Regions from separate parts of the Mus musculus genome. Here region 2 is linked to region 1. Evidence: chromatin loops called from intact Hi-C (ENCODE). Cell type or tissue: heart. All regions are shown on one strand. Links, peaks and the distances in the headings refer to the core of each region. The heading gives the core; the rest is flanking DNA.

The links. Peaks named below come from ENCODE experiments on the same cell type or tissue, not always from the same donor. Only the 100,000 strongest peaks of a DNase experiment are listed, where the experiment ranks them.
Region 2: a loop joins it to region 1, with 4 times the contacts of the local background. A loop is called at or near these places in 2 of 42 quality-filtered maps.

The regions. Positions count from the first base shown.
Region 1 is chr11:101,084,287-101,100,437 of GRCm38, forward strand. It overlaps Coasy (Coenzyme A synthase), which reads left to right. Exons shown (of 10, transcript NM_001305982.1): 3 at 30-244; 4 at 469-600; 5 at 722-911; 6 at 996-1,060; 7 at 1,250-1,334; 8 at 1,504-1,601; 9 at 1,712-1,858; 10 at 1,962-2,333. The coding sequence ends at 2,024. Mlx (MAX-like protein X) reads left to right here and starts at 3,004. Exons shown (of 8, transcript NM_001159385.1): 1 at 3,004-3,081; 2 at 3,468-3,504; 3 at 3,950-4,039; 4 at 4,312-4,418; 5 at 4,647-4,746; 6 at 4,933-5,032; 7 at 5,382-5,583; 8 at 6,823-7,921. The coding sequence starts at 3,040. The coding sequence ends at 6,879. Psmc3ip (proteasome (prosome, macropain) 26S subunit, ATPase 3, interacting protein) reads right to left here and starts at 11,149. Exons shown (of 8, transcript NM_008949.3): 1 at 11,057-11,149; 2 at 10,872-10,972; 3 at 10,650-10,739; 4 at 9,395-9,506; 5 at 8,577-8,722; 6 at 8,438-8,491; 7 at 8,246-8,305; 8 at 7,855-8,170. The coding sequence starts at 11,090. The coding sequence ends at 8,114. It overlaps Retreg3 (reticulophagy regulator family member 3), which reads right to left. Exons shown (of 9, transcript NM_026501.3): 7 at 15,387-15,469; 8 at 14,722-14,854; 9 at 12,036-14,334. The coding sequence ends at 13,877. In heart, for the core only: no CTCF peak of the experiment used is centred there; DNase peaks (open chromatin) are centred at 145, 725, 1,535, 3,015 and 1 weaker place; H3K4me3 peaks cover 2,428 bases; H3K27ac peaks cover 2,387 bases.
Region 2 is chr11:101,432,569-101,448,719 of GRCm38, forward strand. It overlaps Rpl27 (ribosomal protein L27), which reads left to right and starts at 9,677. Exons shown (of 5, transcript NM_011289.3): 1 at 9,677-9,888; 2 at 10,155-10,237; 3 at 10,933-11,102; 4 at 12,652-12,762; 5 at 12,871-13,028. The coding sequence starts at 10,157. The coding sequence ends at 12,919. Rundc1 (RUN domain containing 1) reads left to right here. Exons shown (of 5, transcript NM_172566.4): 5 at 884-3,098. The coding sequence ends at 1,749. It overlaps Ifi35 (interferon-induced protein 35), which reads left to right and starts at 15,844. Exons shown (of 7, transcript NM_027320.4): 1 at 15,844-16,054. The coding sequence starts at 16,034. In heart, for the core only: a CTCF peak has its summit at 9,603; a DNase peak (open chromatin) is centred at 9,773; H3K4me3 peaks cover 2,379 bases; H3K27ac peaks cover 1,575 bases.

The sequences.
Region 1 (16,151 bases), core at 1-8,000:
GATCTCACCGTTCCTCGCTCCTTCCTCAGGCAAGTTGCTCCCCGAGCTGCTCCAGCCGTATGCAGAGCGCGTGGAGCATCTGACTGAGTTCCTGGTGGACATCAAGCCCTCCCTGACCTTTGAACTCGTCCCCCTGCTGGATCCCTATGGGCCTGCTGGGTCCGACCCCACCTTGGAGTTCCTGGTGGTCAGCGAGGAGACCTACCGTGGGGGGATGGCTGTCAACCGCTTCCGCCTTGAGAATGTAACTCCCGAAGGAGCCTGGCAGAGGGGCTGGGAGGGGGAGGCCCGTGAGAAGTGCTGTGGTCCCAGAGCAGGGAAGGGAGGGTTCAGGGTGGAAGAACTTGTCTTGTCAAGTTCAGGAACTTGTCTGTGGAGGCGAGGGGTAGGTAGAGAGACTGGGGCTCCAGATGCCTTCTCCTAGCTCTTACTCCTTTCCTCCTCCTCCTCCTCCTCCCTTTACCTCAGGGCAAAGAAGAACTTGCTTTGTACCAGATACAACTGCTGAAGGACCAGAGTCACAATGAAAATGAGGAGGACAAGGTCAGCTCCTCCAGCTTTCGCCAGCGAATCCTGGGAAACCTGCTTCAGCCTCCAAATGTAAGCCTTCCTCCTCGCTGGTTGGGCGTGGTAAGATGCTGAAGGATAGAAACAGGCCCTCCACTGGAAGCTGGGCTTTTGAACTCCCTGGTCACTGAGGTTCCCTCTTACCTGTCTTTAGGAGAGGCCGGAGCTCCCGTCAGGTCTCTATGTGCTCGGGCTCACAGGCATCAGTGGCTCTGGGAAAAGCTCGGTAGCTCAGCGGCTGAAGAACTTGGGAGCATACATCATCGACAGCGACCATCTGGGCCATCGGGCCTATGCTCCTGGGGGTCCTGCCTACCAGCCTGTGGTGGAGGCCTTTGGAACAGGTACTAGCCAGAGAAGGCTGGAAGTGGCCTGAGGTGAGAAGATGGTGTGACCTCTTTGCTTAGCCTTCTTTCTTTGTCACCCAGATATTCTCCATAAAGATGGCACCATCAATAGGAAGGTCCTGGGCAGCCGGGTGTTTGGGAACAAGGTAAACACACACATCTTCAAGAGTTCTTGAGATCCATGGGCGGGAACCAGTGCACTCCCTAGTCTGGCACAGGAAGTCAGTCTCTGCTTATCTGCTCCCACCCCAACCCCCACCCCCCCACCCCCCACCTCACAGCTGTATTTCTCAGGAAAGTTAACCTCTGCCCACTCCCTCTGTCCCCCTCCCCAGAAGCAGATGAAGATCCTCACAGATATTGTGTGGCCAGTTATCGCAAAGCTGGCCCGGGAGGAGATGGATGTGGCTGTGGCTAAGGGTGAGTGGGAGGGATGACGGGAGCAGCCAAAGTGGGACAGTTAAGCCGCAACACCCTCTGGGATCTTCCTTGGCCCCAGGCAGACCATTCACCACCTAGGACAGCATTTGGTGCGCTGACAGGCAGCAAGCGCAAGGTGCTGCTGGCAGTGACTAGTATCTCCTCACAGGAAAAACTCTGTGTGTAATCGATGCTGCTATGCTGCTTGAAGCTGGCTGGCAGAGTATGGTACACGAGGTGTGGACCGTCGTCATCCCTGAGACTGAGGTATCTGGACCCCACTGCACCCCATCTGAGCCCACTGCAGACGGTCTCCTGCTCTGATCCAGTAGACTGGGCTAGGACCCTTCCTGACCCGTGTGTCATCCATTGCCCAGGCTGTTCGACGCATTGTTGAGAGGGATGGACTAAGTGAGGCAGCCGCTCAGAGCCGGCTGCAGAGCCAGATGAGCGGCCAGCAGCTGGTAGAGCAGAGCAACGTGGTTCTGAGCACCTTGTGGGAGTCACATGTCACACAGAGCCAGGTTGGTGCAAAGGGAAAGACTAGGTTAGGTTGTGGGGAGGGAAGGTTCAATGGTTAGCTTTTCTGACCTTGCCTTTTCTTGTATCATTCTGGCCTGGCCAAAGGTGGAAAAGGCGTGGAATCTTCTACAGAAGCGCCTCCCTAAGGCTTACCAGACCAGGAACTGACAGTGGATTTTCTATGGCGCCAAACTGGCCCTTGAAACTAACAAATCTAATGGTGAGGAGAAATGGGGGCCTTGATGTTTACCCTCTATCTGGCCTCAGGGGCTTTAAGCTAAGCTGTGCAGGACACAGAGAAGCTTGGAAGTCCGCCTAGCATGCTGGAATTTGTCCAGCAATGAGGACACAGCTAATGGGGAGCGATCCGCTCTGAGGTTCTGTCCGCTTTTTGGTGGTGGATGTGATGTCTACCTAGTGTTGATGGGTTTGGTGAAGTCTGGACCCAGTAACTGAATTAAAGATGTTTCCAAGTGCTGCTTGTGTGGTTTTCTGTTTCCTCTCCAGTGACTCTAGATACCTTTGGAACGTTAGACTCCAAATTCAGGGGCAAGGTCTGAGCTGGAAGTCAAGGAGTGCTGTAAAGTGTAACCTATCAGTGACTAGTTATGTGCTTTTGAGTATGTTATAGACTTTACTGTAAGCTTAACTTAAAAGGCATTTTTATAAGACTTAGCGTCCTGCACCTGCTGAGTGTTGGGAGACCGATGCTGGAGGTGGCTTTGTGCCCCCTTAGATCAGATCATGTGATGTAGGAGAAATTCTTGACCCAGCAGCAATTGCCAGGCGGACCAGCTGTGCGCGTGCGTACAAGGTGTCACACTGTTCAGACAGATGCTAGTACTCTCACTCGGGTTCTACCACTAAACTAATTACACTTCTAGCCCCTCTGACAATCTTTTTGGAGGTGCTCCATTGCACAGAAAATCGCCACCATTGAAGATTCTCATTCGGAGGCCAGTGGGGACCCTTAGGGGCTGACATTGCCTACATTAAAGCGAATTGGCCAGATTTAGCCTCCTCCAACATTCAGTTAAAAACTGGAGCGGCGCAAGCGCAGCGCTATCACACCGCTCACGACTACAATTGCGGATTGGTGGGTTGGATCACGTGACTGAGCCTCGCCTCTTCCTGGAGGTTGGGGGCCAGTCCGCTGGCTTGTTTCCGGTTCGGTAGGTTCACGATGACGGAGCCGGGCGCCTCTCCGGAGGACCCTTGGGTCAAGGCAAGCTTCGCGGACGCGCACGCCGGCGAGGGGAGGGCGGGTCGGGCTCGTGCACGTAGGGGGTCCGGAAGACGCGGGGCTCCCCAACTATCCCCAGAGTCTCCCCTGCTGTCCGGGGCCCGGGGCTGCAGAGAAGACAGCTCTCACCCGGCCTGTGCCAAGGTGGGGAGACAAACGGGCGTGTGTGCGGGAACGAGGGGGTCATAGCTGGGAGATGGGGCGGGGACGGTAGGAGCATACAGAGGGGGCGACGCCCCCCTAGGCCCAGCCAAGGCTTGGCTTAACCATTCAGTGGTCCCTGCACCTGTGGTATGAGCTTTCGCGGATTGCGCGTGCCTTCCTAGAGGCAGAGGTTTGACAGGCTTCTCCCTTGCTTGGTGCTGCAGGTCGAGTATGCCTACAGTGACAACAGCCTGGATCCTGGTGAGTGCCTTCTCCATTGTCTGCGGGTCAGGAATGACTCCTGGTTCGGCTCTGTAGATTCTTATGGTCTTGCCAGCCACACCTGAGCACAGTCCACTGTCACTGCGCCAAGGACTTGGCTTGAGAAGTGAGGGTGGAGCTGGAGAATAGGCAGGAAGCAACCATGGTCACACCTGGTTCCTCTGCATTAGAATGGGAAATGATGGAAACAGTGACAGCTGGTCATAGTCACTGCATCCAGATGCTCCTGTGTGAGCCAGAAATAAGTCCTCTGGGCAGTGTAGACCCTGGGACAGGAGCATTTCAGCATGAAATGGAAGGCCTGTGGTGACTGGCTTTGGAGTTGATGGCGAGAGGTCAGCATTTGAAGCCATTGTGCCCATAGGTGACTGAAGGCATGGCAGTGTTCCCCAATCCTTAGTGACTTGAGGCCTCTTTTTTCCAGGGCTTTTTGTAGAAAGCACCCACAAGGGGAGTGTAGTGTCCAGAGCTAATAGCATCGGCTCCACCAGTGCCTCTTCTGTCCCCAACACAGGTAGGCAGCAACATAGCCCGTCGCACACCTGGGGAGACTTAGCTCTTCCATCATTTTAGTATCTTTCCTAGATAGGGAGCTCCGCTCTCCATATGGGGGTGGCAGGAACAGTGCCAAGCCCGAGGCTCACTGTCTTTCACCTCATCAGAGATTAACTAGGTTCTTTCTATTCAACATCTCTGGGCACCAGGTCCTTCCAACTGGGGAAGGGTGGGCGAATTGGATTTAGTGTACTGTAAAGTGATCTCTCCTTCCTCCATCTCTGAGTTTAGATGATGAGGACAGTGATTATCAGCAGGAGTCCTACAAGGAGTCCTACAAAGACCGGAGGCGGCGTGCGCACACTCAGGCTGAACAGAAGAGAAGGGATGCTATTAAGGTGACTGGAAGCCTGTACCCAGGGCAGCAGGGAAGGACCCTGCCCTGACCCTTCAGCCCCAGATGTCTGCAGGGGTGGGGTGGGGTGGGGATGCTGGGCTGGTTCTATGCCTGCACCTCTTCCTTCCAGCCCTCTGTGCTTTGAGTCTGAGCATGGAACTGGTATCAAAAGTGTGCGCTAGCCTTTGCTGTTCCTGAGCTAAGGAACCCATTTCCCTGCTATTTCCAGAGAGGCTATGATGACCTTCAGACCATTGTCCCTACCTGCCAGCAGCAGGATTTCTCCATTGGCTCCCAAAAACTCAGCAAAGCCATCGTTCTACAGAAGAGTATGTCCAGGCAAGGGGTGGGGCAGGGGGGGTAGTAGTGTCTGTGAAGTGGCTAGGACCTGGTCGCACCCAGGTGTGGTCGCCTTAATGGAAAAGTTGGTTTATAGGGGAAGGGCAAACAAAATAAGCCCTCTTCCTGGTTCAGACTTCCTCAGTGCTCAACCCTTCTCTTGGCTCCTACTCCAGCCATTGACTACATCCAGTTTTTACACAAGGAGAAGAAAAAGCAGGAGGAAGAAGTATCCACACTGCGCAAGGACGTCACAGCCTTGAAGATAATGAAAGTGTAAGAGGGGTGCTGAATTGGGGGCTGGGGGGCTGAGGTCAAGTGCACTCTTGTTCAGAGGCTATGTTGGAGAACACATGTAGGTGACCCAGCAAGGAAGTCACTGTAAGACACAGCTGACTGGCCCACCAGTCTTGTACATATAACAGACATATAGGACGTAAATACCCATCAAGGTAAGAGTTTCTCACTGTTTCTGACTTAGGCTCGTCTATCCAGCTGATAACGAATGCATCCCCACAGGTGCCTAGGAATCCCCTTATGGCATGGCCAACTGGATTATCCCTCCATACTTTTCAGGTAGACAGCTGCCATAGCACCTCAGCCCTGTTTGTTTGCATGCTTTCAGGAACTATGAGCAAATCGTGAAGGCACATCAGGACAACCCTCATGAGGGAGAGGACCAGGTCTCTGACCAGGTCAAGTTCAACGTCTTTCAAGGCATCATGGACTCCCTCTTCCAGTCTTTCAACGCCTCTATCTCTGTGGCCAGCTTCCAGGAGCTCTCAGCTTGTGTCTTCAGCTGGATTGAGGAACACTGTGAGCCACAGGTATGTGGCAGGTGGGGTCATGGTGCCTGAGGTTCTCTTACCATACTCCAGGAAAAGTGTAGCTGCCTTTGGGTTTCTGTCTACAAAGCTTAATACTCTGTCTTTGCTGCCTAGCCCAGTGAAGGTCTCAGCTGGCAACCAGGATGTGAGCATTCAGTGCCAGGTCCAGCTTTAGCCCATGTCATTGGTGACTCATTAGCTACCCTGTCTACTCCTTGGCTGTCCTGTATGGAAGCCAACAGCTTGAAGTTTCTAGAAACATGAAAGTTTGCAGATTACAAGACACCCTCACTCCCTGTAGCCCCAGGATTTTTATTGTGCTGGCTTCTACTCTTGAGGCCTGCCGTTTTTTTCTCAGATTTTCCACTTTCTTTTATGTTTCTCAACATTTTCATTGTGAAATACTCTACACAAACACTGCAACAGTCAAGGACTGTTGGAGTGAACACTCATACCCAGCATGTCAGTTATACCAGTGACACACTCATCTTTGTCTGCATCTTAGTTCAGGGATTTGGAAATTAAAAGTAGGCAACACTCCATTTCAGGGACCTTTTTTCCTTTACAAAAATTATTTTATGTACATGGGTATTTATTTTGTCTGCATTTATCCATGTGCTACATGTGTCTGCCTGATGCCAGAGGCCAGAAGAGGGCCTTGGACCCCTGAAAGTGGATTTGCAGGTGGTTGTGAGCCACCAGATGAGGGTACTGGGAACAGGACCTGGGTCCTCTTTAAGAGCAGCAAGTACTCTTCACCACGGAGACATCTCTAACACCCTCCCCGCACCAAAGAAAAAGTTTGTTTAGTGTGTGAGGTCAGAGGCAACGTTTTAGTGAGTTCTTTCCTTTCATCTTTATGTGGACTCCACAGAGACTGAGTGACCAGAGGCTTTACTGCCAGGCCATCTCTCCAGGCCTTTTTTCTTTGAGTGCTAGGAAGTACTCCACCAAGCTGCCAACCCTTGGGTGACTATTTTATAGCTTTTTTTCTTTCTTTTTGGTTTTCCGAGATAGGGTTTATCCTGTATAGCCTTGGCTGTCCTGGAACTCACTCTGTAGACCAGGCTGGCCTCAAACTCAGAAATTTGCCTGCCTCTGCCTCCCAAGTGCTGGGATTAAAGGTGTGTGCCACCACCGCCCGGCTAGGGGTGACTATTTTAAACGCCTTCAAGAGCATGGCCACTCTAGGCAGGCGTCTTAAAGGCCTGTGTGTCACCTGAACATTGTCTTTCCTAGACTCTACGAGAGATTGTGATCGGTGTCCTTCATCAGTTGAAAAACCAACTCTACTGATTGCCCATGGAAGCCTGCAGAGCAGCCAACAAGAGGCCTTTGAGAGTGTGGCCATGGAACTAACTGCTGGGCCTATGAGACTGGCCTGCAACACCTCACACCGGTCAGCTGGTTTCTACTTGGTGTTTGGTTTTCCCAACCCCACTTCAGCTTCGGTGGGGTTGAGTGTTTTGTGAAAGCTTCTGAATAATTTATTATATTGTCCACAATGTTGAACCTACCCAACCTTCCCCTTTCTAGGAAAAGCCTCTAGGACAAGAGTCTGTTCAGGGAGCCTCACAGAACCCTGAGCCCCTCAGCCTTTTCTCTACCCACTGGGTTCCTGCTCACAATCTATATACATAATTTGGAAATCGTTTGCCTCTGCTTGGTCTCTTGGGCAACACTTGGCTCAAGTTTGGGTATTTTGGCAGTTCTTAAGTTAGAAAAAAGGAAAAGAAATAGCCCTATGGCCATGAAGGGTAAAAGGCCACCTTGTGCCTAGGCTAGGGCTGTGTGGTCAATACTAAGTAAGGCCAGGGTATTCTAGCCAGCTCAGGGTAGGGCTGCCTGACCCTGCTACCCTCATGTTCTGCTGCCCACTTCAGCTGCTGTAGGTGCTACAGGAAACAGCGTCCCATCAGCTCTTGCCCTGTCTTCCCAAAGGCAAAGGCAGCATTACATATTTGAATTTATCTTCTAAATACCCACAGTGCATTTTTGTTATATGCAGTTTCCCAAACTTCTTAGCAGACCTCCAAAGCAGCCCCAGCCTCTTCTGCATAATGTGTGTATCTGCCCCACCAGTGTGTTGTCTCCATTTCTCCTGGGGCCTGGGGATAGAGTTAGGTGGGACAGGAGATCCTCAAGTCTTCTGGGGGTAGGCCAGGGCGATCCCTTGGGAGTCTCAAATGTTGGTGTATGGCACCCTTTCTGTACTCTTATCCCATGTTTCCTACTGCCTTCCCCAGGTTTGATATCTGGGAGGTTTGATCATCCAGAGGAAATTAAGTATTTTTATATCAAATTATATTACAATAAATATTACAAATACTTTCTTTTAGGATTGTTTTAAGTCCTTGTTGAGGCCTGTACAAAACGGACATGACCGTCCTTTCTGATCACCAGCCTCTATCTAACACTATGGCTTTGTGCTCCGTCCACTGCTCAAAGGTGGAGAACAGCAAGAATAAAAAGGCCACTAAGTAAGGTGGCCAGCGCAGGACGCTCTGTTCCCACCTCCACCAAGGGCCCCTCAGGGGTCGGGGAGCAAAACATTATGATCTTCATCTGTCTCTATTCCAACTTCCTCCTGTGGGGCAAAGAAAGTAATGAAGGAGTCCTTTGGGCAAAGATTCCAGGGGAGCAAAAGAGAAGAATCACTTACAAAGAACTGCTTCTTGCTCTTGGGGTAGCCTTCAAGGATCGCATCACACAGCTCTGTGGTCTGACAAGAAACAAAGCCCCTCCTTATGAGGTGAGCAGCGGCAGTACAAGGCGCTGCCTGCCGGCAGGATCATTCCACACCAACTTCCCCGGTGACTGTCCCTTCCACAAGCACCCTGGGGTTCCCACTCACCATCCTCTTCCGCTTCCTCCACTCTTTACAGTACTTCTGTCTGTCTCTGTACACCTGAAAGGAAGGAGTGTGCTTGTCTGAGCTCCTTGTGTCTGTTCACTGCAGACCTGCACAGGCAGCCTGCAGCCTCCCCACTCACCTTCTCCTTCTCTTCTGGAGTGACATGGTTGGTAGCTGCTTTGATGTTCTTCAGTCTCTCTGTGTATTGAGCACACTCCTTCTTTAACTCCTGAATCTCTTTCTGCATCTCAGGAGTGGTCAGCGCACTTGTTAATTCCTTCAGCTCTGAAAACACATGTCCTCAAGAGTCACTTGGGACGAGTGAAGAAGGGATCCTGCCTTGCCCAGCAGGCGCGTCCCAGAGGTGGGAGGTCAACTTGCGTCTTGCTCTGGGATCTCTCTAGAATAGGACCCCACACTCTGGAAAAGCTCAAGAAAAGGCTTAGAGCACCATCACTCTGTTTCCTATTTTTCTTTCCTGCTCCATCTAAAAGCAACAGTGCCTTGTAAGGCTAAGCCGAGTGCTGTACAGATAATTAAAGGAATGGGAATAATAGATGCAGTGTGATCAAAGGGCCAGGGCTTGTCTTGCTCTGTTGTACTCAGAAGCCATAGCTAAGTCAGTCTGTCTGTCTGTCAGTCTTTCTTTCCTTCTTTCTCTTTCTCTCTCTCTCTTTCTTTTCTTTCTTTTTTTCCCGCTTTTCAATACAGGATTTCTCTGTATAGCCCTGGCTGTCCTGGAACTCACTTTGTAGACCAGGCTGGCCTTGAACTCAGAAATCCACCTGCCTCTGCCTCCGCCTCCCGAGTGCTGGGATTAAAGGCGTGCGCTACCACGCCCGGCTTCTGTGTTTCTTTCAATGCAACATCATAGGCACCTGGCAAAGGGGTCTTAGCTGCAGTCAAGGAACCATTCTGTTAGCAATTTATGACCTCCAAACCACGGCCCAGTCTTACCGGCCTCCATGTGTCGGCAGCTCTGCTGTAAGCTCTGCACCTTGGCAGTGAGGGCCACGATACTGGCATCCAGGCCGTGGAGGTCCGCATCACTCACTGTGTCAAACTGGTTCTGCCAGCCAAGAGAAATATAGCTGATTCCATGAGGCACAGAGAGAAAAATACACATCAGGGGAGGCGGCATTCAAATATGGAAGCACCAGTAGGTGACCCCTAAACCCAACAGTGGGAGAGGATGCTGGGGCTAGTGGTACAGGCTCCTCACTCCAGCAACCTGGAAGGCTGAGGCAGGGGGACTATCTGTACATTAATTAAGTGGCTGGGCATACAGCTCAATGGCAAAGTAGAGCAGAATAAGTGAGACCAAATGCTTTAGAAAGTCTAAAAATACAGTGGAGCTCTTGAGCCATCTTGCCAGCCTCAATCTGCATTTAGATAGATCATTCAGGATACAACATCCAAGATTAAACCTTAATACATCATTTTAGACAGGCGGGTCTGACTGAGAGCAGTGATGACACGTTAGATTTAACAACTGCAAAATAAATAAATAAATAAAATTGAGCTAGCCTGGGCCACGTAGTGAGGGCTAATCTCAAAAAAGAGGGTGGATGGGGGTAATCAGATATAATTGACAAATAGCCACACATATCAGGTGTATAAATAAGAGAGACAAAGACTTACATTCTAATCTCTGGGTTGAGAAGAGAGGTTTCCTGACAGAAAAATGCTAGAAAGCCAATTAGGGGGCAGAGAGTAAGCATTCAACATTGGCCATATCGATGCTGGTACTCAATATTATCTGGATAATAATTATCCAGAGAGAAGTCTGGGTAGGAGAATGTAAATTTGATGTGTTTGGGGTAGTGGGGCAGAGGAAGAGGAAAAATGATTTGGCAGGAAACGATAGCAGAAACGAGACTAGGAGTTGTGAGTCAGGGTCTTCCTTTGTTCATAGCTCAAATGAACACTGATGAAGGCAGCGTGCAGCGTACAACTGACTTAAGAGTATCTGAAGCTCTTTCATACCACTGATTAGATTATTTTGTGAGGTGCCTCAACACTTTTTTTTTTTCCCCGAAACAGGTTTCTCTGTGTAGCCCTGGCTGTCCTCGAACTGAGAAATCCACCTGCCTCTGCCTCCCAAGTGCTGGAATTAAAGGCGTGCGCCACCACTGCCCGGCATGCCTCAACACACGAAATGCTGAGATTCACTCAGACAAGCTCTCAGGTGAGTGTTAATCTGAGTTCTCACCTGATCGGCAAAATAAATTTTCTGCTTGCCGTAGGTCTTCTCTTTGATCTTGCCTTCCTGGGCCAGCTGATCCAGCGCCTTCACTACCGCCTAGCAGAGGAGAGGGTGAAACAATTAGCGCGACCCCAGACGGGGGAGATTTCTGTTGTGACAAGGAAGGCAGGACCCAAGGCTAACAAGGGAGTCCAGCGGGGAGGGAGCCCCCGCAAAGGGGGTTCTCACCGCCTTGCCCAGTCCATGTTCCTTCTGTAGGTTTCCGAACACGTCCTGGGCGCTGTAGGGCCGGTTTTGTTCTTGCAGGTACCTCAGGATGATCCCGGGGGCTGCGGGAGACGAGGTAGGATATGGGGGTCACCTCCGACCCCCTCTCCTATTCCCCTCCCGGGTCTTGCGGGCTTTGCCGTTACCTCCAGCCGCAGCCTCGGCCCGGCTTTTACTCATGGCCTTTCCCGCCACCAAACTCGAGAGCTGGACTGGTCGGTTGCTCCGGGAAACGCCTCCTTCCGGTGAGGAGGCGGGACCTTAACGCTGATTGGCTAAGGAAGAAGCCTGCCGGAAGAGTACCCGGACCTTCCGGGACCCCGTAGCCCTAGTAGCGGCTGTCAAGAAGTCGCAGTCCCCGGCCTTAGTGACAGGTCAGCGGCCGCCTCCTGGGCCCGCAGTGCTGCCTGTGGTGAGCGGTCCTTTCTATAAGCCGCCAGACCCTGTTAGGCCGAGTTTGAGCACTCGTGACCTTGAGCTAAACCCGCGTGGTGTGGGAGCCGGGTCATCTACCACGCCGCTCAAGGGTGCACAGAGCTAGTCCTCCACAGGAGTGGGACTAGTTTTCTCACGTATAAAGGACCTGTAGGTACTTTTGTCAGAGGGTGGCTGTGAACGCCAAGGACACCAACGATTTTCGTGTCGCATGTAGGGGGCGCTCGACACCTAGTGTCATTTGAACGCCCAAGAAAGACGGTTAGGAATGGGGGCTACTCAAGCCACAAAGCTTGAAGTCTCCAGTTATGAGCTGCCACACCTGGCAGGTGCTTTCCATTCCTGACCACAGTGGCCAGTCCGGAGGAGCCTGAAATAAATATTTCTAGTTTCTGAGGTCTGCTGACGGTCAAAGAGCAGCTGTCCTTGCAGCTCAGTGGAAGGGCACAGTATTAATTTTTCAGTCCTTCAACCTAAAACTTCATTAAGCCATTATTCAGAGCCCGGCGAGGTGGCGCACGCCTTTAATCCCAGCACTTGGGAGGCAGAGGCAGGCGGATTTCTGAGTTCGAGGCCAGCCTGGTCTACAGAGTGAGTTCCAGGACAGTCAGGGTTACACAGAGAAACCCTGTCTAAAAAAACAAACAAAAAGATAAATCTAAAAGAGAAAAAAAATAACAATTGACAAATGCCCGCAAGGTATTAGTTATATTTATGTCTTGGTTGTAGGGGGGAGACGTGGCCTCAAGAGGGAAAAACAGAAAGGGCAGGAGGGTCCCTGACATCCACCTGGGCTTCCTCTTCTGAGGATCACCACACCAGATTAGCTATTATCAGATTAATGAGAAGACTTATCAAGGAAGTACACAACGAAACAGCAGTCTCTTAAAAGATTGTTCTCATACAAGATTTATTCCCCTGCACCCCCCCACCCAGCCCAATTCACAGTGGAGGACTTGGGAGATTCAGAGCAGGTTCCACTGGTACAAGAAAAGACCTGGATTTGCTTGCTCCCCTTCCCTCCCTCTTCCTCTTGCCAACTCCCAAAGCATGAAGCTACACACACTCATGCAAACACGCAAAACCCCAAGCCTTTCCCTCACCTCCCTTTTTTTGTTCTTTTCCACATCATCGAGTTCACCTGTAAGACATCTACCTGGCTCTAAGGAAAGAGATGTCCAAAGTATTTGAGAACCCTAAAGTGGGGAGATGCCATTATTATGCCTAACTTTCACACTCACTGACTATGAAACAGGCACCTGCCATTCCTCTTCTCACTGTTATTCACTCCCTGGCCTCTATCTTGTCCATCAACCAAGAGCAAAAGTGTTAGCACAACCCCCAACCTGCAGCACATAAAAATGGGCTCTGTCCAACATCCCTCACCCAAACACAAAAGTGCTGGGGGAGTGGTCCCTGAGGATCAGCAAAGGTTAATGCAAGAGGGAAAGAGGATAGAAGAATTTGGCTTGAGCTCTGATTTGGGAGACAGAGAGGCAGTATGCTGGCACAGGTTGAGAACCAATGATCATTTAAGGGGTTTTCACATGATTTGATTCGGGGCTGCAGAACACCTACCCTTGAGAATGGTCTCTGCTGATTACCAACATCCTTACTAACTGGGCTCATCCTTACAGGAGTTAGGAAGTGGTATGGTAAGAAGAGCTGGTGGCTCTTGGGATGAACGCCATGGCCATTTGTAAAGTGCTACTTTGCTATCCCCTGTGTAATTAGTGCTTCTCCAGAGGAGGAGCAAGGGAAGGAGGAGGGACATAAACATGGATATGATATTGCTTTGCTCATTGCTCAGATTGATGGTCAAATGGAGCCAAGGGTTAACAGCACCAAAGACAACCACACAGCTCCAGGAGCTTTCATGAGACCTCAAGGTAGGCACTCACCAACCCAGCCAGCCAGCTGATCCTACAGCTCACGGTGATATAGCAGAGGCTCAGCCCCACAGCATGTTCACATTTCTCAAACTCTGCAAGCACTCTGGAGTGCTCAGGGTCAGCCCTCTAGAAATGAAGATGGGCTCAGGGACAGGAAGTGGGCCTGCTCTGCAGAACCAAAGGGCACACTTGCTTTGAGAACACAAATCAAATCATGGTAAAAGACACAGATGATAACTCCTGTAGCTGCTGCCTGGCTTCTGTGGCTCCAGTGAGGTGAGGAGAAGAGATGGGCTCTTGTATCAGTGAGGGCCCCTGAGCACCCAGACCTAAAAGCAAACAGCACTACCTCCTCAAAGGGGAATCAAATCCCTACTTTGTTGCCCGTGTACCACCCTGATGGAGAGAAGCCTCCCTTGGGGCGGGAGTATGTTCTCACTTCAGTGACTAAGCACAGATACGATGTCTCACTGGCAGCAGGTAAGAGTACGTTCTCTTAGCAGGCCTCTGCATCAGCCAGGCCACCCAGCACACAGATAAAATTCAGGGGACAAGACTGGGTTCTTCCCTTGCCCCATCACAGTAAGTGGGGTGGAGGAAAATAACCTACAGCACAGTGACCCCCCTCAAAGGAGTCTCTCAGTGGCTCCTAGAACTGGCAGGGTCTAGCTGATTCAGCTCTGATTGGTCCAGAAGTTCAAAATCATCTCCTTCAGCATCAGTGTCCAGGTCTGAACTAGGGGCCCGGAGGAAGCCTCTTGTTGCTCTTCGGGGAGGTGGGCCAGAAGGGTCTGTCTGGGAGGCCTCTGACAAGGCCAGTTGGATCATACCCTGGGAGACCAGGCTGGCAAGGTTGCTGGTAAGGTTAGATCCTCCAGGAAGGGAACTAAGCAGGAGCTCTGGCAGTGCAGCCTCATTCCGACTAGCAGGCAGGACCTGGGTATCCCCAGCCCCTGGTGGGGAGCGGTACATCAAGCTGGGCATCCCAATGCTGGTGTCGTCCTCGTCGTCCAGGCCAGCAGGATCCACGTTAATGGAAGGGAAGTCTGGCAGGTCTCTGGCAAATGACTCCTCTGGATCACTGTGGCCATCTAGGTCTGAGAGAATACAGCTGTGTGAAACATGATAGCTGCATGCTCTCTGTGCCCACACCCACAAGAAGTCAACCCTATATAACCAGGTTTTCCCACCCTGTACTGGTTAAGATGAAGCAAAACCTTCAAGACTGGTTAGTTTGTTGTCAACACTCAGATGGTCATGACTGCTGATGGGCAGAGAACTGCCTGTCTTCCTCGACTGTGTCCATGACTAATAAGAGACTGGGGGCTTCAAGGGCAGCATAACAGCCATGTCATATCACACCCTTGGGCAGATTTATTACTTACACCACCACTCAGGAGAGGAGGGGGCACAAGGAAGCCCCATCCAGGGAAGCTACAATGCAAAAGTCAGAGTTACTATCAACTCAGGCCAAAGGTTCTCACCTTCAGAGCCTTCTGTTAGAGGTGTTTGGCCTCTTGACAGGTTAAATGTGCCATTTTCTGTACAGGAGACCTCAGCATCAGAGTGCTCCGAATCTGTGATAGCCAATTCCCTGGCAACAGTAGAATCATCCAGCTTAGAAAAAGAAAACAAGTCTGAGATGATGCCATCTGCAATTGGCTTTACTGACGCAAGCCCTGGAAGACCCCGAAGCTGACCCATGAACCCAGGATGCATGGCAACTGCATCCACAGTCTTGACTTGTGAGGTTGCCTCCCTAAAGGGAGCACTCTTTTCCATCAACCTCTTGAGCTCAGACAGTCTTGGGTAACCAGAAAAATATACTTATTAACCAAAAGTCTAGATGGGTTGGCTGCTAAAAAAGATTTATGTCAGTTCCAGGTTCTTCCGGGTGGTAGGGTAAAAGCAATCCCCAGTGGTTTTACTGTTCATCAGGCTCAATCTGAGTTCTCGGACCCCACAAAACACCTGAGGTGGGTTCTCCCCTCAGCTCTGTACTAAGAGAAAGAGGAATCTAGGGTCTCTGAGGGACCGTGATAGGCTTGAAACCTGGTTACCGTGATAGGCTTGAAACCTGGTTACCATCTCAATGCGAGTTGCCAGATGGAGCAAAAGGACCAGGGGAGCAGCTTCCACAGACAGATACCTGAGGACAGAAGGCAGCAAGTTCCTCTTCACTGTCACTGTGGCTGTCCGTGGCACGTTCTGAGTGCAGAGCTCTGCGGCGCACTAGTGGAGAGAACAGAAGGTCCTGATGCCTTTGAGGGAAAAATCTCCCTTTGGACTCCAAAAGCATGTATCAGAACACAAGAAGCAGCTCTCTAAATATAGCCCTAGTGTCCATAGCAATGTCTGAAAGTAAGGATGCCGAGTCTAAATTGTTACACGAGACTACATCTCTCCTCTAACATCCCTCCTTTTTCCAACTCAACGCATCTCTAGAAATTCTGGCTAATGATGAACTACTACCAATCTACCAGCAACATTGAGAATCTCCTAGAGGTAAATACAAAGCAAGGTGGTAAGCGGCACAGTCATGGGAAGGAAAAGGAAGCTGCTCACCTTGGGGAAATGAGGCTTTTAAGGACTGATACTTTTCAACTAGTTGGCCCAGATGAAGCTGGGCTTGGTGACCACATTCGTGATTCTTTGAAGGCCAGTGCTTAATCAAACACCCAAACTGATAAGACCAAAGAGAGGGACACGTCTGCATCACCCTCTGTGTTAGGTAGAACTCAGGTTAATAATAGTATACTTCTGGCATCTACGTGGCTGTTCTTAATCATCTTTGGAAACAGCTTTCGTTAATGGAAAGAGGCTGGCTCAGAAGTGTCAAAAACCTGCACTAGCATTTACTCAGTTTAAGACCACTTGAGTCTCATGGTTAATGCAGATTATCTAAAACAGTGCA
Region 2 (16,151 bases), core at 4,817-12,816, 350 kb after region 1:
GCTTGGGTCTTGGGAAGAAATGGGAGAGAGGAAATGATATGGCCCAGGATGTCTTTTGGGGATGATAAATGTGGATCGTGGTAATGGATGGACAGCTTTTTTTTTTTTAAGATTTATTTATTTTATGTATATGAGTACACTGTAGCTGTACAGATGGTTGTGAGCCTTCATCTGGTTGTTGGGAATTGAATTTAGGACCTCTGCTTGCTCTGCCCAACCCTGCTTGCTCAGTCCCAAAGATTTATTTATTATTATAAATAAGTACACTGTAGCTGTCTTCAGACACACCAGAAAAGGGCATCAGATCCCATTACAGATGGTTGTGAGAGCAGTCAGTGTTCTTAACCACTGAGCCATCTCACCAGCCCCGGATGATCAGCTCCTAAGTATAATTTTGAAATGACCAGATCTAGGAGATGTGGCTAGTACATGCCTAGTGTAGATGGGTTCCTAGAGCCCTGGGTTTAATCCTGAGCTGGGGAGAAAAAAAAAGAAGCTGAGCTTGTTGGCATACACCTGTAATCCTACCACTTCAGAAATGGAGGCAGGAAGAGGCAGAAGATAGTTTGAGGCAAATCTGGACATGGTATGCCTGCCTGAAATCCCAGCAATAGAGAAGCTGGGGGGTGAGGACTGCCATGATGGCAAGATCCTGTTTGAAAAGAACAAGAGCTGAATTGTATATTAGAAAATAATGAGCTACACAGTATCTCAGTTATAGCTAGTATTACAGGTGAAGATAAGCCAGTCCAGTTGCATCCTGGCCTTCATATGACACCTGTACTGTGCACAGAGGCAAGGATTGCTCACAGCTTGTGATGTGTTGAATGTCCTGTGTCACTTTGACCTCTTTCTAATGAGTCACTCGCTGTTTTCTAAGCAGCAAAGGCAGAAGATGCCAAGAGAGCCCGGGAGACGGGGCTGCACCTGATGCGGCGAGCGCTGGCTGTGCTCCAGATCTTCACTGTTAGCCAGCTGGGCTGTGCCACGGGCCAGATCCCTCAAACCTTGTGGCAGAGGAGCCAGGCAGACAGAGACTACTCCCACTTACTGAAAAGACTGGAAGTATCGGTCGACAGAGTAAAGCAGCTAGCCTTGAGACATCAGCCACATGACCACGTCATCACTTCGGCCAACCTCCAGGACCTCTCTCTGGGAGGCAAGGATGAGCTGACCACGGTTGTGCGGAAGGAGCTGACAGTGGCTGTGAGGGACCTGCTGGCCCATGGACTGTATGCCTCCTCCTCTGGGATGAGCCTTGTCATGGCCCCCCTTGCTTGCTTGTTGCCAGTTTTCTCCTCAGCCCCCGAGACCATGCACCCATGGGAGCTCTTTGTAAAGTACTACCATGCCAAGAATGGCCGTGCATATGTGGAATCCCCGGCCCGGAAGCTCTCACAGTCCTTTGCTCTGCCTATAATGGGTGACACTGCTGTGACCCCCAAACAGAGCCTTCTGACAGCCATCCACCTGGTGCTGACAGAGCATGACCCTTTCAAGCGCAGCGCTGACTCAGAACTGAAGGCGTTGGTGTGCATGGCACTGAATGAGCAGCGCCTGGTGTCCTGGGTGAACCTCATCTGCAAGTCAGGGTCCCTCATCGAGCCCCATTACCAGCCCTGGAGCTACATGGCCCACACAGGTTTTGAGAGTGCCCTCAACCTGCTCAGCCGCCTTAGCAGCCTCAAGTTCAGCCTTCCTGTAGACTTGGCCGTGCGCCAGCTCAAGAACATCAAAGATGCCTTTTGATGGGAATGCCTAACCTTAGCCCCCACACACCTTGCTCTAAAGACGTAGATGTCCTAGAATTGTAGATTAAAAGCCAGGGAGTCGGAGGAAGGGTTGGAGATAGGTTTTTTCCACCCTTTTCAGGTGGTCAGCTAATGGAGGCAAAGCCTGTTCTTAGCGTTTTAGAAAGACGTGCCAGAGCCTCTCATCAAAAATAGTGTTGGGGCTGAGAGACAGCTCGCCAGGTCAAGATGCTTGCCATTATACCTGGCAGTCTGAGGGGTACAAGCAGAGAACAGAGCTCTCACTACCTGTCCTCTTACCTCCACACATGAACTATGGCACATGGGAATCCCTGCCCAAACACAAATCAATGTAATAGTAAAATCTAAAACAGAAACAGTATCAGGACCAGAGGTGTAGCTCGGTGGTATGGTGCATGCGAAGCGTGCACAGCCAGTGCTGTGGATGTTAAAAGCAAACAGAAGGCGCTGACCCTAGCCCACCACAGTGTGCCCGGCCCGCTGTTGGAGCCTGTGGTAACAAAATCAATTACCACACAGCTAATGCCCAACTCACCGTGCCATGTCTGAATTTTAGAAAATGTGGGTTGTGCCCACCCTTCTCTTGCTGTATGAGGGAGTTCTGGAAGACACTGACTGACCTTGAGTCTCCTGCTAGACAAGCTGGGAACAGTCTTCCTTTACCAGAAGCAGCTTTGAGAGCCCTAGGGCCAGAACTGTAAGTGCAGTTGTGAGTTCTGATTCCCCTTTGTTCAGAGGGAGTTTTAAGATGAGCCTAAGATGAAGTCTCCCTGCTGAGGCGATCCTCACACTCAGTCAGCACTCCTCTGGTTATAAAGAATGACAGCTGATCTCCTGGGCTGTTTCTCGAAAGTCACTTTCTTCCGTGGGCCTCTCAGGACTGACCCAGTCTTCAGAAGTGAAAGCACTCAGAAGAATCCGTCAGGAGCATACTGCACTGGTGGTGATGGGTGCCACAGCCCCCTGGGGTGTGACTCATTGGCACCACTTGTTGGAGACAGGAGCGTGCAGAGCGGCATGACTGAAGGCTCGCAGTGGGCACTTGCTCCAGGGCTCACTGAGGATGGAGAACCAACTGCCGCCTGTGCTTTGTTCCCTGAAATGCACTTTACCTTGTGTCTGCAGTGTGCACTTTGATGCATCATTGACTTCCTGTTCAAGAACACGGCAGTGTTTGGGCTTGGCGTGCAGCTCCGTGATAGAGTGCTTGCCTGGGAATCCTTAGCACCAACCCCAGGGGGAAAAGATAATTGAAAAATATCATGAATAATGATATAACTGTGATTGCTAATAAAGTTTCAGTATTTTGCGTAGCTTCTCTGCAAAGCCCATAGCTCCTCTGCACTCTCTAAGTCCCTCTAGTCCTATCAGCCCATGTAATCTAGGTCAGCATTTGTTTAGAAACTGTCCACTTCCTCTCTGCCCTGGATTGGTCAGGATCTGGTGGCAGTCTAGGTTTTGTATATGTGTTGTTTTTGTCTGGTCACATTCCCTAAAAAGGCCTTGGTCATTTTCATTCATCTTGCCCAGGCTATAGCGTCAGCACTGCAGTGAATGGCATATACACTGCTTCTGAAAAAGCAGTACTCTTAAGTCCACTGGTGAGGCTGTCAGTGTTTGGGTTGGATGAGATGTCTATAGCATGGCCCAGATACACCCTTGTATTGTCTTTTAAATTTGCACGTGTATGGTGGGGGCAGGGAGCATGAGTTCCATGGCTCTTATCTGGAGTTAGTTCTTCTGTCAGTATGTGGGTTCCAGGAACTGAACTCAAATTACTATGGGATGTGGAAGCAGCTGCTAACGTGAGTGGGACAGCTCTATGTACACAATAGACCCTGGAACTGACAGCCTTAAAAGTGACTGCCACGGGGCTGGAGAGATGGTTCAGCAGTTAAGAGCACTGACTGTCCTAAGGTCCTGAGTTCAAATCCCAGCAACCACATGGTGGCTCACAACCATCCATAATGAGATCTGACGCCCTCTTCTGGTGCATCTGAAGACAGCTACAGTGTACTTACATATAATAAATAAATTAATTAATAAATAAATAAACCTTTGGGCTGAGTGAGCAGGGCCAGAACAGGAAAGAAAGAAAAAAAAAAAAAAGTGACTGCCACTAGGTAGTGACACCCTTAATCCCAGCATTTGGGAGGCAGAGGCAGGCAGATCTCTGAGTTCGAGGCCAGCCTGGTCTACAGAGTGAGTTCCAGGACAGCCTGGGCTACACAGAGAAACCCTGTCTCAAACAAGAAAGCATGTTCTGAGTCCTCTGGAAGAGAAGTGACTGCTCTTAACTGGAGCACTCCAGCCATTGGGGGTTTTTGTTTTTTTGTTTTTTTGTTTTTGTTTTTTTCAAGACAGTGTTTCTCTGTATAGCCCTGGCTGTCCTGGAACTCACTTTGTAGACTAGGCTGGCTTCGAACTCAGAAATCCGCCTGCCTCTTACTCCCGAGTGCTGGGATTAAAGGTGTGTGCCACCACACCCTGCAGCCTTTTGGGTTTTGGGTTTTTTTTTGTTTGTTGTTTTGTTTTTGATGTTTAAGACAGAGTCTCTCTATGTTTCCTAGAGCTCCATATGTAGACCAGGTGGCCTGGAATTCAGAGATCCTCCTGCCCCTGTGTGTAGCAGGCTTGTGCCACCAAGAGGCCTTGTTTTGTTTATGAGGCAGTCTTCACTAGCCTGTGCTGGTCTTGAACTCATGTAGCCAAGGATGACCTTGAACTCCTCTGATCCTCCTTTTACAGCCTCCTGCTGGGATTATAGTCATGGGCCACCACTCTAGACACAGGTCCTTTTGTTGAGCTACATAATAGCGTGTCAAAGAAATCTCCTTTACCATTCATTTTGGCTCTCTGTAGTGCTTCACACTTGGTGTTCCCCGATGCAGTCAGCCGGTGTGACACTTGTCAGGAGGCCGCCTTCAGGAGATGTCAGTATGCACCTGCAGGCTCACACTGAGCACCATGGAAGCCATGATGGATAGGGAACTTGATGTGCAGACAAACATCAAGCCAGGCAGGTAGAAGAGGCCGAACATCGTAGTCAGCTACTCCCTGATAAAAGAGTCCATTTCAAAACTGGTGGACAGGGAGTCATCACAGTGCTTAAGAGCATTGACCGCTCTTCCAGAGATTCCTGGGATCAATTCCCAGCACCCACATAGTGGCTGCCAAGCATCTGCAGAATCAGGGAATCTGGTGCTCTTTTCTGACCTGCATGCAGGCATGAATGAGATACATAGGCAAACATTTAGGTAAAACACCACATACGTTAAAAAAAGTTTATCCTATAGGTGGAACAACAATATGAACTAACCAGTACCACCCCCACCCTCCCACCCCCCGGAGCTCGTGTCTCTAGCTGCATATGTATCAGAAGATGGCCTAGTCAGCCATCAGTGGAAAGAGAGGCCCCTTGGTCGTGCAAACTTTATATGCCTCAGTACAAGGGAACACCAGGACCAAGAAGTGGGAGTGGGTGGGTGGGGGAGCGTGTGGGGGAGTTTTGGAATAGCATTAGAAATGTAAATGAAATAAATACCCAATTAAAAAAAAAAGGAAAAAAAAAGAAATGAATAGTGTTAAAAAAAAAACAGGAGAATTATATAAGAAATAAGGACCTCAGATTTATTGTAATAAGAAAGTTTAAATTATTTTATTATCTATATCAGAAAGCTTAAATTATTTTGTATAATTAAAAATTTTTGTTTAATCGTTCCAATTTTCAAAAGTTACCTCCATTGTAACTTTTAAACTGTTCAGCCTTTATTCCAAAGCAAGTTATTCACACCCACACTGGGTTTCTATGCACCTTAGTTTTAAACCCAGTGTCTGAAAACATCTGCTTTGTTCCAGTTCAGTCAGCTATTTGAAAAATGAGACCAGGGCTGGTGAGATGGCTCAGTGGGTAAGAGCACCCGACTGCTCTTCCAAAGGTCGGAAGTTCAAATCCCAGCAACCACATGGTGGCTCACAACCATCTGTAACAAGATCTGACTCCCTCTTCTGGAGTGTCTGAGGACAGCTACAATGTACTTACATATAATAAATTAATTAATTAATTAAAAACAAAACAAAACAAAATTGTACTATTAAAAAAAAAAAAGAAAAAAGAAAAATGAGACCAAGTGTCTGTGACCTTTGACTTAAAAAAACAAACTTACGGTGAGAGTAAACGTGTTTATGCCCAGTAATCACAAAGTGTCTAGAGAAACTGGATTAAGTGGCACATATAATGAGTTTATGTTTAATTTGTGAAAATCATACCGTAAAATGCATAAAGGCAAACCCTTCTAAAGTGGATTTTATGAATAGGTAGGTAAATCTGTAACCACTCTTTTCATTACAGAACTTAAGAAATCCTAAAGAAAATAAACAATGGAAAATTTCATGCTAGAAGAATAAAAGAAAATATTTTCGCCAGGCGTGGTGGCGCATGCCTTTAATCCCAGCACTCGGGAGGCAGAGGCAGGTGGATTTTTGAGTTTGAGGCCAGCCTGGTCGTGAGTTCCAGGACAGCCAGGGCTATACAGAGAAACCCTGTCTCAAAAAATAAAAAAAAAAAAAAAAAAAAAAAGAAAGAAAATATTTTCAAGAGTTCTAAGGTTATTTCTATATAAAATATACTAATCTCATTAGTAAATGAGGTCTTCATATGATTTATTCTAAAGATGGATTTTATTTATTTCTTTTTAAAATGTATATTGTTCATATTTAAGATATATAATGGAGTGTTATAAAAATACATATATAGTGGGATAGCTGCTACTGTGAAAAAATTAAAAGGGGCTGGTGAGATGGCTCAGTGGGTAAGAGCACCCGACTGCTCTTCCAAAGGTCGGAAGTTCAAATCCCAGCAACCACATGGTGGCTCACAACCATCCGTAACGAGATCTGACTCCCTCTTCTGGTGTGTCTGAAGACAGCTACAGTGTATTTACATATAATAAATAAATAAATCTTAAAAAAAAAAATGAACAGAACAACCATCTCACATAGCTGGACAATTGCTGTCCCACACACCTATGGCTAGAGTACCTGCCAAGATTCAGCAAAAATCTTCATATGAGACACTAGTATCACCAAGTGATGGGCTATCATCCTTATAGTCACTCATTCTACATAAGAGAGGTTTTTATGGAGGGTACATACAAATTCCACTGTCAGGTAAACCTAGCCAAACTACAAATATTTGACTTTTGGCAATCCATAAATCTCTATGCTATTTTATTCTCTGTAAAATTGGGAAATTCACTCACATATGTAAAGCAATTAATACACACACACATAGAGAGAAACTACATCATATATAATGTATCTGAAACTTTCATGTATATCAACATATGTGTAAAATGAATGTTGATCTCTATAAAATGTAGGCAGCCTAAACAGTCCAAAGTCCAATAACAGGTGTCCCTTCCTTATATCTAATATTTTACATTTTTCTACATACTTAATTTTTTCTTTAACAATCAACATTTAGCTAATTCATACTGACTTCACAATTAAAAGTAAGTTCCAATAAAATGAAAAAAAAGAGTTTAAAAATGTTTTTAAAAACTGGTAGGTAGGGGGGCTGGTGAGATGGCTCAGTGGGTAAGAGCACCCGACTGCTCTTCCGAAGGTCCAGGGTTCAAATCCCAGCAACCACATGGTGGCTCACAACCATCCGTAACAAGATCTGACTCCCTCTTCTGGTGTGTCTGAAGACAGCTACAGTGTACTTACATATAATAATAAATAAATCTTTAAAAAAAAAATTAAAAAAAAAACTGGTAGGTAGGAGAGAGCAGGTGAAATGTATTCTAGAATTGGTAGGTGAGGGAGCCTGGTCTATTCATCACCTTGGGAAATGCTACCTCCTGCTTCAGAAAATATTTTAATTGGAGCCAGGGATGGTGACCCAAGACTGGAGTCACAGATAGAAGAGGCTGAGTCAAGAGGATTGCTGAGTTCAAGTGCAGCTTGGGGTAGACAGTTTAAAAAAAAATATAAAACCATTTTTAGCCAAGGAGTGGTGGCGCACGCCTTTAATCCCAGCACTTGTGGGGCAGAGGCAGGAGGATTTCTAAATTCAAGGCCAGCCTGGTCTACAGAATGAGTTCAAGGACAGCCAGGGCTAGACAGAGAAACCCTGTTTCAACCCCCCCCCCAAAATATTTATTGGATACAGAAATGCAAGTATAATCCAGATGTGGTTCCAGGACTCACGAGGCTGAGGCAGGAGGATCACTGAAAGCTGGATTCCAGCCTAGGCTATAATGTGACTTCCAAGCCAGCTTTAGCTACAGAGTAAGACTTTGTCTCAGAAATTAGTGCCAGCAAAGTGGCTTAGAAGTGGAGAGCACTACTGCTCTTCCAGAGAAGCCCAGTTCTCTTCCTAGTACCCACATCAAATGGTTCACCACAGCCTGTAACTCCAGCTCCAGGAGATCCAATGTCTGTGGCCTATGTGGGCATCATATTCTCACACATACCCACATATCAACATACACATAACTGAAAATAAGTCCTTTAAAATGAACTGAAAAGGGGGCTGGTGAGATGGCTCAGTGGGTAAGAGCACCCGACTGCTCTTCCGAAGGTCCAGAGTTCAAATCCCAGCAACCACATGGTGGCTCACAACCATCTGTAACAAGATCTGACTCCCTCTTCTGGTGTGTCTGAAGACAGCTACAGTGTACTTACATAAAATAATAAATAAATCTTTAAAAAAAAAAAAAATGAACTGAAAAATATTGAAGTAATAATAAATAGGGGCTGGAGAGATGATGGTACTTAGAGCAGTTTCTGCTCTTGCAGAAGATCTGCAGAGAACCCAGGCTCAATTCCCAGCACCCACACAGTGACTCACAATCATCTGTAAAACCAGTTCCAGGGCATCCAACATTTTCCTCTGACCTCCTTGGAGAATAGACACTCATCTTGGTGCATATACATACATGCAGGCAAAAAAGCAAAATACTCATACAAAAAAATAAAAATAAATCTATCGAGGCCAGCCTGGTCTACAGAGTGAGTTCCAGGACAGCCAGGGCTACACAAAGAAACCCTGTCTCAAAAAAAAAACCAAACCAAACAAAACAAAACAAAATCTAAATCTCAACATATATGTGTGTATATATATATATATATATATATATATATATATATATACAAATATATAATATATATTTTAATTTAAAAATATATTTTAAAAGCTAGGAGTACCACATGCTTATTGTAGTCAATATCTGACATCATCGGGTTGAATGTTGGAGATAAGGATACTGTCTGATCTTTTCCATTTTTCATTTTTCATCTAACTGTGCGCGAGGAGGTCATTTTGTTTCTTTTTTTTTTTTTTTTTTTTTTTTTGGTTTTTCGAGACAGGGTTTCTCTTTATAGCCCTGGCTGTCCTGGAACTCACTTTGTAGACCTGGCTGGCCTCGAACTCAGAAATCCGCCTGCCTCTGCCTCCCAAGTGCTGGGATTAAAGGCGTGCGCCACCACGCCCGGCTGTCATTTTGTTTCTTATGGATAATAATTTTAAATTATTTAAATTAAAATAAATTGTAATTTATTTACCTATGGAAGACAGAGTCTATGTAACCTACGTTGGACTAGAACTGGAACTCTTGTCTCAGCCCCTCAAACGATGGGATTACAGGTTTATGCAGCACACACACACACAAACACACCCCCGCCCACCACTGACACACACACACACACCCACACCCCCCCACACACACACCCCCGCAAAGCCCGGTCTTACAAAGCAAAACTGTGAATTTCAGACTCTGTCCTCCTCCTAGTGGCAGAGTAGGGGACTACAGCAATGAAGGGGACAGAACAGAGCTCACATTCAGGTGTCATCCTCGCTCCTCCCTCCACACGCCGGAACCGGAACGCTCTGTTCCTGTCTGCTGCTCGTGCTGCTAATAAAGCTTGGTTCAAAAACGCAGTGCCCGACCCTCCCTGACGAGCTCCTTCCGCCAACAACTTTGACCACCAACCGTGGGGCATGGCTGGGCCTGGGAGGCGGGACAGGAAGTGAAGCCACCTCTCCGTAAGGTGAAAGGTTAGCGGAAGTGCCCTCCTTTCCTTTCTGCTGGGTGCCGGCTGCCTGCTGTCGGTGAGTAAAGGCCTGGAGAGGGTCTTGCAATCCGCCGCCATCGCGGTCCCGGGGTCGGGTTGCTGGGCTCATTCGGACTCTGAGCCTCTGGCGGCTTCACGGGGAGTCGCATCCCTCGAGCAGGACCTCCGGGCCGCGTGGCGGAGTCGGCAGCGGGTGATCTAAAGTCGCGGGCCTACGACCGGGGCTCGCAGGTAGACGTCGGCTCCGGGGCCTTCCGCTTTACACACTTGTGAGCGGCTCCTTCCTTGTCTTTGTCTCTGCAGAGATGGGCAAGTTCATGAAACCCGGGAAAGTGGTGCTGGTCCTGGCCGGACGCTACTCCGGACGCAAAGCCGTCATCGTGAAGGTACCAGACCCCCGGGGCTCTTGAGACTGCTTGCATGTGCGGATTTCGGCTGCTGGATAAGATGAGCCGGATGGGAATTTAAGATCTGTCCTAACAATAGGCACTGGCGAATGCATAATGGGTAGTAATGGTGGCCACTGTGTATTGTACATATTACAGCTGTGGTGTATAGTTCTTGCAGTAACTTAATTTCCGGCACTAAGGTTTCGAGGTGTTAAGTTACTTAAGGTCAAAGTAATGGGTGCTGCAGGCAGCTGAGAGGATGTAGGATGGGAGACACTACTTACACTTAGAGAGCATCCCCTGGGTGTGTTTGAGCGTTTTGCTACTTGCCTCTTACCAGTTTTATAAACCCTTGTGGTCCTAGCCACAAGACCACTGGCCTCTCCAGCTTCCTGCTCCTGTCATTTAGCTAGAACCGGTTAGTTAGGCTGCCCGCTTTGCAGTCTGGGCTTTAACCTTAACTAGCTTCATGGGGGAAGGTGTTAGGGGTCACTTTGAGTGTTAGCCTTGATGGACTTCTAAATCTCCTTGTGACAGGAGTCAACACTGGCTAACTCAGAGTTACTGTCCTGTTGACTCTTAGCATTAAAGGAGTAATCTAGAGATGTGGAGGGTGTATTCAGTAAACATAGTTTTACTAAGATGGGGCCGAAGCAGTAACGTGACTTTTCTTTTTCCCTTTTCTCGTCTAGAACATTGACGATGGCACCTCGGACCGCCCTTACAGCCATGCCCTGGTGGCTGGAATTGACCGCTATCCCCGGAAAGTGACAGCTGCCATGGGCAAGAAGAAGATCGCCAAGCGATCCAAGATCAAGTCCTTTGTGAAAGTTTATAACTACAACCACCTCATGCCCACAAGGTGAGCCTTCCAGAAATGGAATTGCAAGTTCACATCCTCCTCTGAGGAAGAGGCAGCCTTGTGGTTGCTGTGGAACAAGAAAGGGCCATCATATTCCCTTGCTCTTTCCTCTCCCGCCCCTGGGATCGTCTTCCCTCCATCTTGAGAATGCTAAGCTTGTATAACTGTAACCCAGCAGATACAAGACCCTGGGTTTGACCACAGCGCTGTTAGGGGAGGGGAGTAGACTTGATAGAGTCTGTAGTTCATTAATCTTTCTGCATCCGTTTTTGTTTGTCTTTTAGCACAAGGCTATCCTCACATTCGGAATCCTGTGTTCTGGGTTTCAGGTGTGAGCATCCTGTCTCAGGTCCCTTTCGTTTTCTGTTCTCCAGCTTGCCCTTATTAAGTGCAGGTTGCTGGATTTGTCTTCTAGGGTACGCAGGACAGGGTCTGGTCTGCCTTCCCTCACCTTTGTACGAGATGGTTTTCTTTGGGCTGTGAGACAGCTTAGGGCCTGGTGTTGGTGACCGGAGTTCAATCCCTGGAACCCGAATAAGGGTGGAAGGAGAGGGCTCTGTGCAGTTTTGTTTTGAACCAGGATAGAAAGAAAGCTTAGTCATTAGGATACTTACTTTTGTGGAGCTGCTGAGTTTAATTTCCAGAACCTGATGATGTTAAAAGGTTCCAAGCTGCTATACTCCATCTCCAGATCAGACACCCTTTTCTGGTCTCCAGAGGGAACCTGTACTCGTGTGTACGGAAACACATAGTTAGGATTTGTTTTTTCCCACATAAGTTCAAGGCTAGCTTCCACCTGCCTCTGTTGAGTGCTGGGATTAAAGGGATTTGGCACCACCACCCAGTTAAATTGTTTTTCTTTGGGTGGTTTTGGTGTTTTGATGGTGGTGTTTTATGTATGTAGATGTTTTGCCTGTGTGTATGGAGGCAGCATTAAATGCTAAGAAATCCTAGGTGCTGACAGTTGACTACTGTACACCCACCCCACCCCAATCTCTGTGGTAATGCACAGTTAGGATCCTAGCATTTAACAGGCTGCAGCAGGTGGATCTTCCAGCCAGAGCAGTACGGTGACAGGTCTTTCGAACAGTCTCTTTATTACCCTTGAAGAGACTGTGAGAATTGAGGGGTCCTAAGCTACATTTCTTGGGACCCGACAGCATGTGTCGTCAAGATTTGTTGCTGGGGCTGTCTGACTCTTAGGGTCATGCAAGTTCACTCAGCTCAGGCTAGTCTGAGGTCTCAGCTCAGCCCCTGGGGTGCTACAAGTGTGTGCCATACCTGGCTAAGGAAAACCTAGCTGGAGAGACAGCCAGATATTGCATTGAAGGGAAGGTCTGGTGTGGTGAATCTTACCTCTTAAAAGGAGTTTCAGAAATTTGAGGACAAAATGAGAATTTCCAGGGAATTGCATGAAGGTGTAGCATGGCTTCCATAGACATTCCTGGCTATGCTGCTGAGGGTTGTAACCTGACCACACCAGATGGTCAAGGAATTAATTGCCTTCCTGGTATCCCTAGCTGATCTTGCCTCTGCACTGTTAACCCAGGTACTCTGTGGATATCCCCTTGGACAAGACTGTTGTCAACAAGGATGTGTTCAGGGACCCAGCTTTGAAGCGCAAGGCCAGGCGGGAGGCCAAGGTCAAGTTTGAGGAGCGGTAAGTGGGTCCCGTGTTCCTTGAATACAGTTACTGCTTCCTGTCAAAGAATTTGTTTTCCTGTTTACTTTTTCCTGTGTGTCATTTGTTTATTTTTTTCCTTTCTAGATACAAGACAGGGAAGAACAAATGGTTTTTCCAGAAGCTTCGCTTTTAGGTATATTTTTGTTTTGGTCATTAAAAATTAAAAAAAAAAAAATACAAGTGTCTGCCTATTGCATTTGTGTGGGAAGAGACTGGGGAAATAAAACAGGTGTGCTGTTGTGAACCTGGGCTTGGTAACCATCTGATGGCTTGACGGCCTCCTAGAGGAAAGTGAACATTTGCCCATGAGCTAGCTGTTCCTGGCATTTTTTTTTAATTAGGTATTTTCCTCATTTACATTTCCAATGCTATCCCAAAAGTCCCCCATACCCTCCCACCGACCCCCACTTTTTGGCCCTGGCATTCCCCTATTCTGGGGCATATAAAGTTTGCAAGTCCAATGGGCCTCTCTTTCCAGTGATGGCCGACTAGGCCATCTTTTGATACATATGCAGCTAGAATCAAGAGCTCCGGGGTACTGGTTAGTTCATAATGTTGTTCCACCTATAGGGTTGCAGTTCCCTTTAGCTCCTTGGATACTTTCTCTAGCTCCTCCATTGGGGGCCCTGTGATCCATCCAGTAGCTGACTGTGAGCATCCACTTCTGTGTTTGCTAGGCCCCGGCATAGTCTCACAAGAGACAGCTATATCTGGGTCCTTTCAGCAAAATCTTGCTAGTGTATGCAATGGTGTCAGCGTTTGGAAGCTGATTATGGGATGGATCCCTGGATATGGCAGTCTCTAGATGGTCTATCCTTTCGTCACAGCTCCAAACTGTGTCTCTGTAACTCCTTCCATGGGTGTTTTGTTCCCAATTCTAAGAAGGCACAGTGTCCACACTTTGGTCTTCGTTCTTGAGTTTCTTGCGTTTATGTTCCTGGCATTTTCAATGAGAAACACAAGTGTCCTCAGAAGCAGGGAGTTTGCAACCAGCCTGGTCTACTGCAGTTGGTAGACAGAGCCAGTCTATATGATAGGTTTCAGACAGCCAGGGTGATAGTGAAACCTTGCTGTGAAGCCACTCCCACCCCTTACCACATGGACACATTCAGAAAATACAAGTATGTGGATGGTACTCAGGCAGGCAGGTGGATCTCTGAGGCTGAGGCCAGCCAGTGTTGCATTGTGGCACCATCTCTGAAGCATAAGGGAACAACTTCAGGTGCTGGCTAGTGCAGGGTTAAGGAGTTTTGTCCAGGGTACTTTCTGTCTTGTCAGTGCTAAATGACTCAGTGAAAGATTCATTAAGAGAAATCCTGGGGGCTGGTGAGATGGCTCAGTGGGTAAGAGCACCCGACTGCTCTTACGAAGGTCCAGAGTTGAAATCCCAGCAACCACATGGTGGCTCACAACCATCCGTAACAAGATCTGACTCCCTCTTCTGGTGTGTCTGAAGACAGCTACAGTGTACTTACAAATAATAATAAATAAATCTTTAAAAAAAAAAAAGAAATCCTGAGGCTGGAGACACTGGTGGTTCAACAGTTCAGAACTCTGCACTTAGCCAGGCAAGGTGGCGCACGTCTTTAATCCCAGCACTCGGGAGGCAGAGGCAGGCGGATTTCTGAGTCCGAGGCCAGCCTGGTCTACAAAGTGAGTTTCAGGGCAGCCAGGCCTATACAGAGAAACCCTGTCTCGAAAAAAAAAAAAAAAAAAAGCACTGACTTCTTTCAGAGGCTCTGAGTTCAAATCCCAGCAACCACATGGTGGCTCACAACTATCTGTAATTAGAATCTGATTCACAACTCTGGTGTGTTTCTGAGGACGGCTACTGAGTGCTCATATAAATAAAAGGGGGCTGGTGAGATGGCTCAGTGGGTAAGAGCACCCGACTGCTCTTCCAAAGGTCCAGAGTTCAAATCCCAGCAACCACATGGTGGCTCACAACCATCCTTAATGAGATCTGATGCCCTCTTCTGGTGTGTCTGAAGACAGCTACAGTGTACTTACATATAATAAATAATAAATAAATCTTAAAAAAAAAAAAATAAATAAAAAATAAATAAATAAATAAATAAAAGGGCTTTTTAGTTGGGCTGGTGAGATGGCTCAGTGGATAAAAGCACTGACTGCGCCAGACAGTGGTGGCTCAACGCCATTAATCCCAGCACTTGGGAGGCAGAGGCAGGCGAGTTTCGGAGTTCCAGGCCAGCCTGGTCTACAAGACAGCATGGTTACAGGACAGCCAAGGCTACACAGATAAAACCCCTGTCTCGGAAACAATAAAACCAACAAAAAGCACTGACTGCTCTTCCGAAGGTCCTGAGTACAATTCCCAGCAACCACGTGGTGACTCGAAACCATCTGCAATGTGATCTGACTCCCTGGTCTGGAGTGTCTGATGACAGCTACAGTGTACTTACACATAATAAATAAATCTTTTTTAAAAGAAAAAGGTTACCAATAGCCATGTGGATACTGGGAGTTGAACCTGGGTCCTCTGGTACTCAACAGCTGAACCCTTTATATTTTGGGTTTTGGAGGTAGGATTTCTCTGTGTACCTGTGGCTGCCCTGAAAAATCACTCTGTAGACTAGGCTTGACTGGTCACAGAGATCCACCTGCCTCTTTGAACGCTGGCATCAAAGATGTGCCGCCGCCACTTGACTCACAGGTTTTTTTTGTTTTGTTTTTTTTTTTTGGTTTTTTGGAGACAGTTTCTCTGCATAGCCCTGGCTGTCCTGGAACTCACTTTGTAGACCAGGTTGGCCTCGAACTCAGAAATCCGCCTGCCTCTGCCTCCAGGGTGACTCACAGTTCTTTAATCACAGCTTTTTGGAGGCAAAAGCAGACAGATCTCAAGGGTGTGAAGCCAGCTAGAGCTGCAGTACTGAGAGCCTGTCTGTCTGGAAGTCTTAAAAATCCTACCATGGTTTATGCTAGAACTGGCTGCCTGGGAAAGTCTTCCCTTTGCGGTCCCAGGAGCACATGCCTGACTGGGTAGTTAGATTTGATGACTTGGAAGGCTCCGCCCAAGGGTGGGGCTGTATGCTCAGAAGCAGAATTCACAGAAATGAAAGTGGAAGTGAGGCCGGCAAGCAAGCAACAGCAGTGGAAGTGTGTTTCAGACGCTGCTGGAGGCTGAGGAGACCAGAGCCACCTCTGAGGGGTCAAAGAGTTTAGTCCTTCAGAACTCTTCACTGCCAACCCTGCTCTGAAGCCCCAGCTTCTGCCAGACGTGAGAGCCATGTCTGTGACCCTGCAAACTGTAAGTACGGGAGCAGGGGAGCATTTGTCGCATGTGGGGAGGGGCGGGAACACAGTGTTCTAGGCTTAGACCTGCTCGGCTCAAGCCTGCTAAGGGT